Linked DNA regions of Mus musculus: region 1 is linked to region 2. Evidence: chromatin loops called from intact Hi-C (ENCODE). Cell type or tissue: left cerebral cortex. All regions are shown on one strand. Each heading gives the region's core, and the rest is flanking DNA. Links, peaks and the distances in the headings are about the cores only. Region 1 has its middle 4.6 kb from the start of Pcm1. Region 2 holds the start of Mtus1 (mitochondrial tumor suppressor 1).

Evidence for each region. Hi-C counts contacts between places; a loop is a spot of excess contacts. Peaks named below come from ENCODE experiments on the same cell type or tissue, not always from the same donor. Only the 100,000 strongest peaks of a DNase experiment are listed, where the experiment ranks them.
Region 1: it touches region 2 in a loop (3-fold over the local background); 1 of 42 quality-filtered maps calls a loop at or near these places.

What each region holds. Positions count from the first base shown.
Region 1 is chr8:41,232,944-41,237,336 of GRCm38, reverse strand. No RefSeq gene overlaps it. Among named protein-coding and RNA genes, the nearest start is that of Pcm1, 4.6 kb to the left of the region's middle. In left cerebral cortex, for the core only: a CTCF peak has its summit at 1,883; no DNase peak of the experiment used is centred there.
Region 2 is chr8:41,131,943-41,136,335 of GRCm38, reverse strand. Mtus1 (mitochondrial tumor suppressor 1) reads left to right here and starts at 2,610. Exons shown (of 14, transcript NM_001005863.2): 1 at 2,610-2,855. In left cerebral cortex, for the core only: CTCF peaks have their summits at 2,373 and 2,574 (motif pointing left); DNase peaks (open chromatin) are centred at 2,676 and 3,059; H3K4me3 peaks cover 1,840 bases; H3K27ac peaks cover 699 bases.

The DNA.
Region 1 (4,393 bases), core at 95-4,094, 100 kb before region 2:
GGAATGTGTGAAAAACTTACGGGTTCTTGAGAAAGTCGGTTGGATGGTGTTTTGCTACCTCTTTTCTACCACCTCTTGTGGGTGGTGGGCTACAAGAACAGTTAAAGAATTTAAGAACCATCATTAAAAATAGGATTAAATTAAAGCTACACAAAGAGACTTTAGGAGAAGTATTGTTGTTTGGTTGGGTTTTTTGGCAGTTCTGGAGAGAAAACTAGTGCATTCCACATCCTAGGCCTGTGCAATGCGACGATGTGCAAGTCCCCAGCTCTTATTTTTCTTATTTTTTTTTTTTTACTTTATATTTTTTCTTTTTTTTATTACGTATTTTCCTCAATTACATTTCCAATGCTATCCCAAAAGTCCCCCACACACCCCCCCCACTCCCTTACCCACCCATTCCCATTTTTTGGCCCTGGGGTTCCCCTGTACTGGGGCATATAAAGTTTGCCTGACCAATGGGCCTCTCTTTCCAGCGATGGCCGACTAGGCCATCTTTTGATACATATGCAGCTAGAGTCAAGAGCTCTGGGGTACTGGTTAGTTCATAATATTGTTCCACCGATAGGGTTGCAGATCCCTTTAGCTCCTTGGATACTTTCTCTAGCTCCTCCATTGGGGGCCCTGTGATCCATCCAATAGCTGACTGTGAGCATCCACTTCTGTGTTTGCTAGGCTCCGGCCTAGTCTCACAAGAGACAGCTATATCATGGTCCTTGCAACAAAGGCTTGCTAGTGTATGAAATGGTGTCATCGTTTGGAGCTCTTATTTTTCTTTCCCTTTCCCATTCTTTCTTCTTTGTCAGGCTGGCCTCAAACTTACAATCGTCCTGTCCCTACCCTTTGTGTGTCAGGGGATTATGGGCATTGTCTTCTAGACTGAACATGAAATAGTTGAGAGTTTAACCTGGTGACCATGTTTAGCACAAACCAGGCAGAGGAGAAAAGGGAGTAATGGCAAGAAAAGGTGGTACCTAGTTTGGCGTTAGGGAGTAACTAAATGTATACAATTCAGTTTACTCGGGTTTCCATTAACATTAATCACAAGTTAGTCATCATGATGGGTAAAATACTACTTGTTAGGCTCCTGGCAGCAAGCATAACACAGTATTATTAATACTGCTAGGGATAGGTGCTTGCCCATGGGATGGGTCTCAAGTTGGGCCAGTTTTGGTTGGCCACTCCCTCAGTCTCTGCTCCCTCCCCCGTGCCTACATTACTTGTAGACAGGATAAATACTGGGTTCAAAGTTTTGTGGGTGGGTTGGAGTCTCTATCACTCCACTGGGGTTCCTGCCTGGCTACAGGAGGTAGCCTATTCAGGGTTCATATCCCCAATGTTGTGAGTCACAGCTAAGGTCACCTCCATCGATTCTTGGGCCGTTCCTTATCCCAGGTCTCTGTCTCTTCCTGGAAATTCCCCCCACCTCCTCACCCCAGTTGCAGATTTCCATTCGCTCTTATGACCATATGGCCATCTCTCCTGTTCCTCCCCACACCTGATTCTAAGTATCCCCTATTCCCTTCCCCCATTGTAGGAGGGTGGTGACCAGAAGGGGGCAGTAAGCAAGATGTAAAGTGAATAAGTAAAAAATAGAATTAAATTAAAAAAAAAAAAAAACTACTTGTTTCTGTTTCTTGATATGTAGTTGGGCACTGGTTATGTGGTACTTACAATATAACATTTTGTGTTTATATTGTTTGTATTTTAAAATATCTTTTGCATGTTTACTAATAACAGATTATATCTATAACTGAAAATTTGTACTTCTGTACATATTCTCAATTCCTTGTAAATTGCATTTATTTTGGTGCTCCTTAATTTATTTTTGGTTTTGTCTGAAAAGAAACAACAATTTTCTGCAATAGCAAGATTAACCTGCAGATGGTGATAGAATGTAAGGGAAATAGCTTCAGAATCCAATAGCCCATTACAATGGAAGCTTATTGTCATATTACTTGATTTTTTTTTTTTGGTACAGCACAAAAAAAATATATAAAATATATGTGGTAAGCTAAAATAATAAAATCCCTTAAGGATTCATTAAATAACCCAAATCATTGATTTGCTGTGTTTATGAACTCCCCATTCTTTACTACAAAATCACTTCTCTTTTCTTTTTCTTTTTTTTTTAACACTTTATTTATATGAGCACACTATAGCTGTTTTCCAGACACACCAGAAGAGGGCATCAGATCCCTTTACAGATGACTGAACTCAGGACCTTTGGAAGAACAGACAGTGCTCTTAACCACTGAGCCATCTCTCCAGCCCTCACTTCTCTTTTCAATCATAAATACTATCCTGAATTGGCTATTATCATTTTCACTGTTCATATATAATTTTGCATGTTCGTGAACAAATATTATTTTATTCTTTATTTTCAAATTTGATAAAAATTGGTATCACAGTGAATGTATTCTTTTCTGACTTGCTTTGTTCATTAGCCATTATCTTTCTGAGATATATCCATGTTGATATATGTGCATGCAAAGGCTCAGTAGAATGTAAAAGTAATTTTGAAATATACTTTGAAGCTATAGATAACTCATTTTAAATTAGCTTAGTGGATAACTTGATGAAAGAAGATATTGGTCATGCCAAGTAAGATGCTTACTGAAGACCTCTGAACTACTTCTTATGCTATTGTTCCTTTCATGCAATGTTACATCTCTGATTTAATCTAGCTCCAAGTTTCTTATTTATGGCACCATTGACATAGAGAGCTTAATGATTCTTGATATTTGTTCTTTTATTTATTTGTTTGTAACTTTGTGTATGCATGCAGATCAGAGAGCAACTTCTGGGTGTTTGTTTTCTCCTCCCACCATGTGGCTTCTACAGAAAGAATTCTGGTTTTCAGGCTGGGAAACAGGCATTTACACACTGAGCTATCTTGCTGGCCTGACTGGTGAGTGTGAGTGTGTGTGTGTGTGTGTATGTGTGTGTGTCTGTGTGTGTGTCTGTGTGTCTGAGTGAAATTATTTTTTGTTCTCCTGTTGGTTGTTGTCATCTCTGAGTTTCACTGCCTCAGTCTGCTAACCTAGGCCTAGTCCTGGAAGCTTCTAGCCTCCTTTCAATCTAACCTAGGCCTAGAATTGTTTTCAGCCTCTGAGACTGACTGCTGAGTAAACTCGCCCTCTCTACCTCTTCCAGAATTCTGGCTGGCTGGTCAACTCAGCTGTTCCTGGTCAAAATTCCTCTCCACACCAATGGATTCAAACTGGCTTCTTCTGAATTGCTCTGCTTGGCCTCAAACGAACTCTGGCAGTCTGTCCTAATCTTCTGACTCCTTCTGATTCTCTGGCTCGTTCTGTTTTCACCTGTGACTAACGTGTTCTTTCTCTGTAACCTGTCTCTCTAAAACCCTCCTGGTAAAACTGTCTCCTTCCTTTATTGCTCTCTGCACAGCCCCTCAAGTAGCTTCCCTTTCCACTCTCTCTCTCTCCTTGTGAGAGTTGAGTATATCTTATTCTGTCAAATCTTTTTTAGATTCATCACCTTCTCTGCCGCTCAATTAGACATCATGTTCCCTGTACAGACTAACTTTACCTTCACTGTTTGTATACTAGGGGCATGTCTATATTTCAGCCAGAGAGATTAAAGGTATGTGCTAAGGGCTGAGCCCCACAACTAGAACTTTTTTTTCCAATAAATAATACAACCTCAGGGTTCATAATGTAATCAAGTATCCTGCAACGTGTGTGTGTTGTTATTTTGTTTTAGGGGTAGGAGTGACTGCAGAATATTTAGCAGTGTTACTTGGTGTCTACTTACAAGATACCTAAAACGACTATATTCTCAGTGATGGAAACCAAAGGCTCTTCTGACTTTGAATACCAACTATCCCCCAGAGCAGGGAAAAGAAAATCACTCCTAGCTGAGAAGCACTGGTTAGTCTCTGCTCAGAGAAAAGCATATTAATTATGATTTTGTGTATCTCTTTTCCTGAAAAGAAAACGATGCTAACATATATAATTGAATCAATTATGTGATTATACCTGCTAATTCGATCTGATCCACATGTATAATTAATGTTTCAAAACCTCTGATACCCTTCTCTGGTTCCCTATCATATTACTATGGCGTCTCCCATTACTGCATGGTTAGGATTCTTCATCACCAACCCCCCCAAAAATCTAACTTCTGTTCTCAAAATGTAATATTAATGTTTACATTTGGGTTACTTGCCCACTTATTCATAACCAAGTTGTGTCCATTTCTCTCAAATACTCACTCCTTTCATAAATGTAATTCTTGGTGATTCTAATAATTCCAGCCATGCTGGCTTGCCCTCCACCTTTCTCCAGCTTGGTTTCTATGGAGTTGTAACTACCACACATTTCCTATGTCTTCCTTGGGGTTATAAGTTTTCACTTGTCCTTTTTATCCA
Region 2 (4,393 bases), core at 76-4,075:
TGTTTTGCACTTAAAAATATGCACACGATGTATCTTAGATTATTTTATAATAATAAAAGATCTGTGTCATTCTTTTTCAAGTCCTCATAGGATTTGTTTTATGATTATGCCATAACTCTTTTTTAAACAAACTCCTTATAATGAGTTCTTCATCAATCAGTATGTTGTTTCTCAATATGTTGTTACTAGACACAAGGCTGACATAAACAAGGCTTTATACTCATGGAAGTTCCGCAGGGTAATATAAGATAAGCTCTCATTGAGGGGTTTCTAGTGAAAATAACCTGTGCATCTTTATTTAATCAGTTAGGATTTTGAATTTCCCTCTATGGAAGTCGCTCTAGGTTACGTTTACATCTGCACTCTGACTGCCTCTCTTCTCATTATACCAACGCCCGGTGGCTATCGCATGTTCTCATCTTTGACACTCTGCCAAGTGAAACAGGGATTTTTAAATAGAGTCTTCAATTTTCATTTTTCCTCCCAGAGGATAAAACATGCTAACTTTTCTTTAGAACAGAACACCACGAAGTTATGCAGAGTTGTCTTCTTATCCTTAATTCTGGACTCTGGAGCAGGTCAGCATTCAAGTTCAGAGGTCAGGAACATGGCTATATGCCCAGAACCAAGAGGGATAGAGAAGCCAATAGGCCTTAGTTCATGACCATTTGGCTGGACAGAGTCTCTGATGATGCCCCCAGATCACTTCTGATTATGGGAATGCAATGAGAAGCTAAGGTTCTGATTTCCACACCTTCAAAAAAGTGACAGTCACATCTGCACCGTGACTGCCTCTAAACTGTGACGTATCTCCAATTACTTCAGTGAGTGGTTGTTTTTTTAAATTTTGTTTTCTTCTTTCAATTTATCTTACAGAAATAAAAAGTAAAACTGATTCCATATTCATACATAGAACTAAGTCGCACAATGGAATGCAGTGGTGGTGGGAATCTGGATGTGTGTGGATTATATTGGGCCAAATCATCGGGGGCACGTGGCTTATAAAGGCTTAAATAATATGTTTAACACAAGGAGGATTTTCCTTAGGGAGGAAGCATGTTGCTAATTAGCATAATTATCTCATGACTTGCCAGAAAAAAACATCCGGGGCTTTTTTTTTTTTTTGGTTTTGTTTTGTTGGGTGCCTTTTGCTCAAGGGAGAATTGTCCGATGGTTTTTAATGCTGTGCCACTTTAAAACTAGTCACATGATTTTTTTCCTAACGTCAGACAGAGTTGATATTACGACAGGGATTTCAAAGATAAGCAAGAGGTGTTATCTACTGGAATATGGAGGGAAAAAAAGGGGGAGTCGGGCCTGCTCGGCTGGGTTTGTGCCTGCCTTGGCTGCCCTCACAGTGTGACCATGTGCAAGTCACTTGGCTTTTCTGAGCTTCGGTTGCCTCACTCAAATAATAGAGATAATAATCTAACCTATTTACAGCAGGGTCTACTTGTGAGCGAAGAATGGATCATTGTTCACGTGAAAGCACTTAAAGCTATAAACAGCAAAGCTATTAGATCATCCAGCATTCGTGGTATAGGCAACCTCTGAAATGCTGCTTCTGCTCCCTCACCCCCACCCCCGTCCCCCGCCTCTGCGCTCCAAGAAATGTACTGAAAATGCTTTTTCAGCAATCCCAGGCCACGTAGTTTTATATATGTATACACACATGCATACATTAAACTTAGAGTTCTGGGTTGTCTGACATGTTCAGGAATGTTTTTATCTGTTACAAGCAGGCTATCAATCTTTAGGGAAAAAACCTTATATTAAAATATGCTTAGTGGAGGCTGAAATTTCCTCAGTTTGATTCAAGAACAAGGACTTTGGCTTTCAAGTGGCCAGACCTAGCTTCTCTTCCTAGCTTCTCCCACTACCCCAACCCCACCCCCATCTGAACTTCTAACAGTCGGAGTGCTGGTTTCTTTAATCTTTAATAGGTGCTCGCTAGTAATCTGCTCGGAAGTCTGAAGACAATATAGGGCGCAGGTGGGACTCTCCGAGAACAATCAGTGCTGCTTCCTTATAAACCCTTACGCTGATAAGCCTGCAACTTCCCCACCTCCCAACTCCAAAGCCCTTCGCGGGACAGGGAATTCTGGCTGCGAGGGGACCCAGGAGGAGCCAATCCTCCCTCTGGCTAGCTAGCCTGTCCGACGGTCCTGGGGCCCCAAAGTTGGGCTTGGCAGAGCTTAGCTTTCCCACCAGGACGTGAATGGTTTGGGGTCGCGCGGGACAGCCAGCCAAGCGCGCAGTCAGCAGCGGTGGCTTTGCGACACACGTGGCAACAGGTGCAGCGCGATCCAGGACGTACGCCCGGGGCTTGTGGCTTATGTTGACGTTTAGCCAGGGAGCCCGACCCGGCTGGCGACCGTAGTGGAGCTCCGCGGGAGTCATCGTGCCTCAAGGAACCCCTGCTCGTCTCTCAGGTTAGTTTTTTTGGGGGGCACTGCCCCTTCTGCCCCCCTCTCCCCCCCGCAACCTGGCCTTTGTCTGGGCTCTAGGAGCCGCCGCGGGCGAGGGGCGAGGCCACCCAGCCCAGGATCCTCCGCCTTCGCTCCTCCCCCTGGCGGCCCGGGGCGGGGAGGCTGGGACGCCCGGGCTCCGGGTTCCCGGTTCCCGCCTGGCCGCCAGGGTGCTGGTGCGGGTTGGGGTCGATCTGCAAGCCCCAGGTACAGACGTCTCCAAGGCAGGACCCGCCGAGGGTGCAGAACGCCGTGGCTCCCCCCAGGGCTGGCTCCCCGGCTCTGCGGGCAAGCGCGGAGTGGATCCCATTCCGTCGCCCATCCCGGCCGCGGTGGGGACCTCCGGAGAACGAGGAGCTGGGGAGCGGCGACTGCAACGCACTCACGGTGACCGGACTGGCTTTCCGGGGAGGGGGGCGGGTGTCCTAGTGGGTTTCAAAGTAGGAGGAGTGGGGAGGCTGAGCTCACGTGGGACCCGCGGGGCTCCTGCAGGACAGCGGGCTGCAGTTGCTGTCACCTTGAAAGTGACCGAGGCGGTGGGTTTATTGTGGATAAAGGACAACTGTCAAGTTTGCATCCTCGGTGGAAAGCCGCCCACCAAGCGCTGGATTCTGGCTCTGGACCTGGCAGCCTCAGGCTTCCGGCTGGGCGACTTGCCGGGGTCCATTCCCACTAAGCAGTCAGGGCAGAAAATATGGGAGAAAGGGAATTAGTGCAGTTCCCCAGGTCCTCATGCGGGTTTTACTCCCTGCAGCCTGCGGGTTCTTACAAACTCTAAGGGAAAGCCCACGTTGAGGGTCGCCGTATTGATTACTCAATAGAGGACTTAGCTCGAATTTCCGCGAAGTCTTTGCGCCCCCCCCCCCAACTAGGGTGATCTGTTCACTTTTCACTTGTAAAAGTGACACATTGAATTGTAAACATAGCTTGCATACTGGCACTCACTCTGCAAAATGCTACTTTTAAATTGTCTTGTGTTCTACCAGAGGAAATCCAGTGTATTTTGTTTGTCTTAAAACCAGAGTCTTAGGCAAAACAGGAGGAAAGCGAGCTTTCATGTTCTGCCAGGTGATTGGAGTTCAATCAAGGTATCAAATCACAGCGCGGTGGGGGTGGGAGTGGATTCCGGGGATCCGGAGACAACTTGTGGGAGGGCAAAAAAGAGGTGGGGTCGGGCCCCCGCTAAACATATGACCTCTGTAAGGAATGTTTTACAAATAGGTTATCAGTTTAAATAGTTCATCCCCGTTCTCTCCAGCAATCCCTTTAGGGCAATCTGTACTCTGTTGTGTGGGTGTGTTTAAACTTCTTGTTTACAGATTTATTTCTCAAGAACTGTATCGATAAGAAAAGTTATGCAAGAAAACCTGTTCCTGCCCTGTTTTTTTAAAAAAGGCATAGAATTTAGTTTAAAATACTTTTAAAATGTTGTATCGATCTTCACCTGAACCCTCTCTCCACTGCCCCGGCCCCCCCCCCCCGTGACCCACCCCCTTGTTCAATGGATGGAGCGAAGAGTTTTGTATATACCAAACACCTGGATTATCATTGATAGCTGCCCCAGCCCCTCACCTGTTCCTTTTAAAAACTAGATTTATGTGGGAAACAAATTGTGTTTGGGAGAGGTCTGTACCTTTTAATTAACCGTTAGGAATTCAAGGATAATTTTTGTAGGGTTTAGCTAGGATTGTGAAATTCTGGATAAATTTCTTGTAGACTTTTTGGAAACTAGAGTTACAAGAATTAAGCTTTTAAGAAGCATGTTGATTAGTAACCCTGAGAGCTCTGATTTCAACCGGAATGGACCGCTGATGTATACAGTTTGATACATTCAGGAAAATAAGAGTCAATCCCACCATTTCTCTTTTTCTCCCCTTTGTAAACTATAATGAAAATTCCCCCATTATATAAAGCCTTCAAAATCT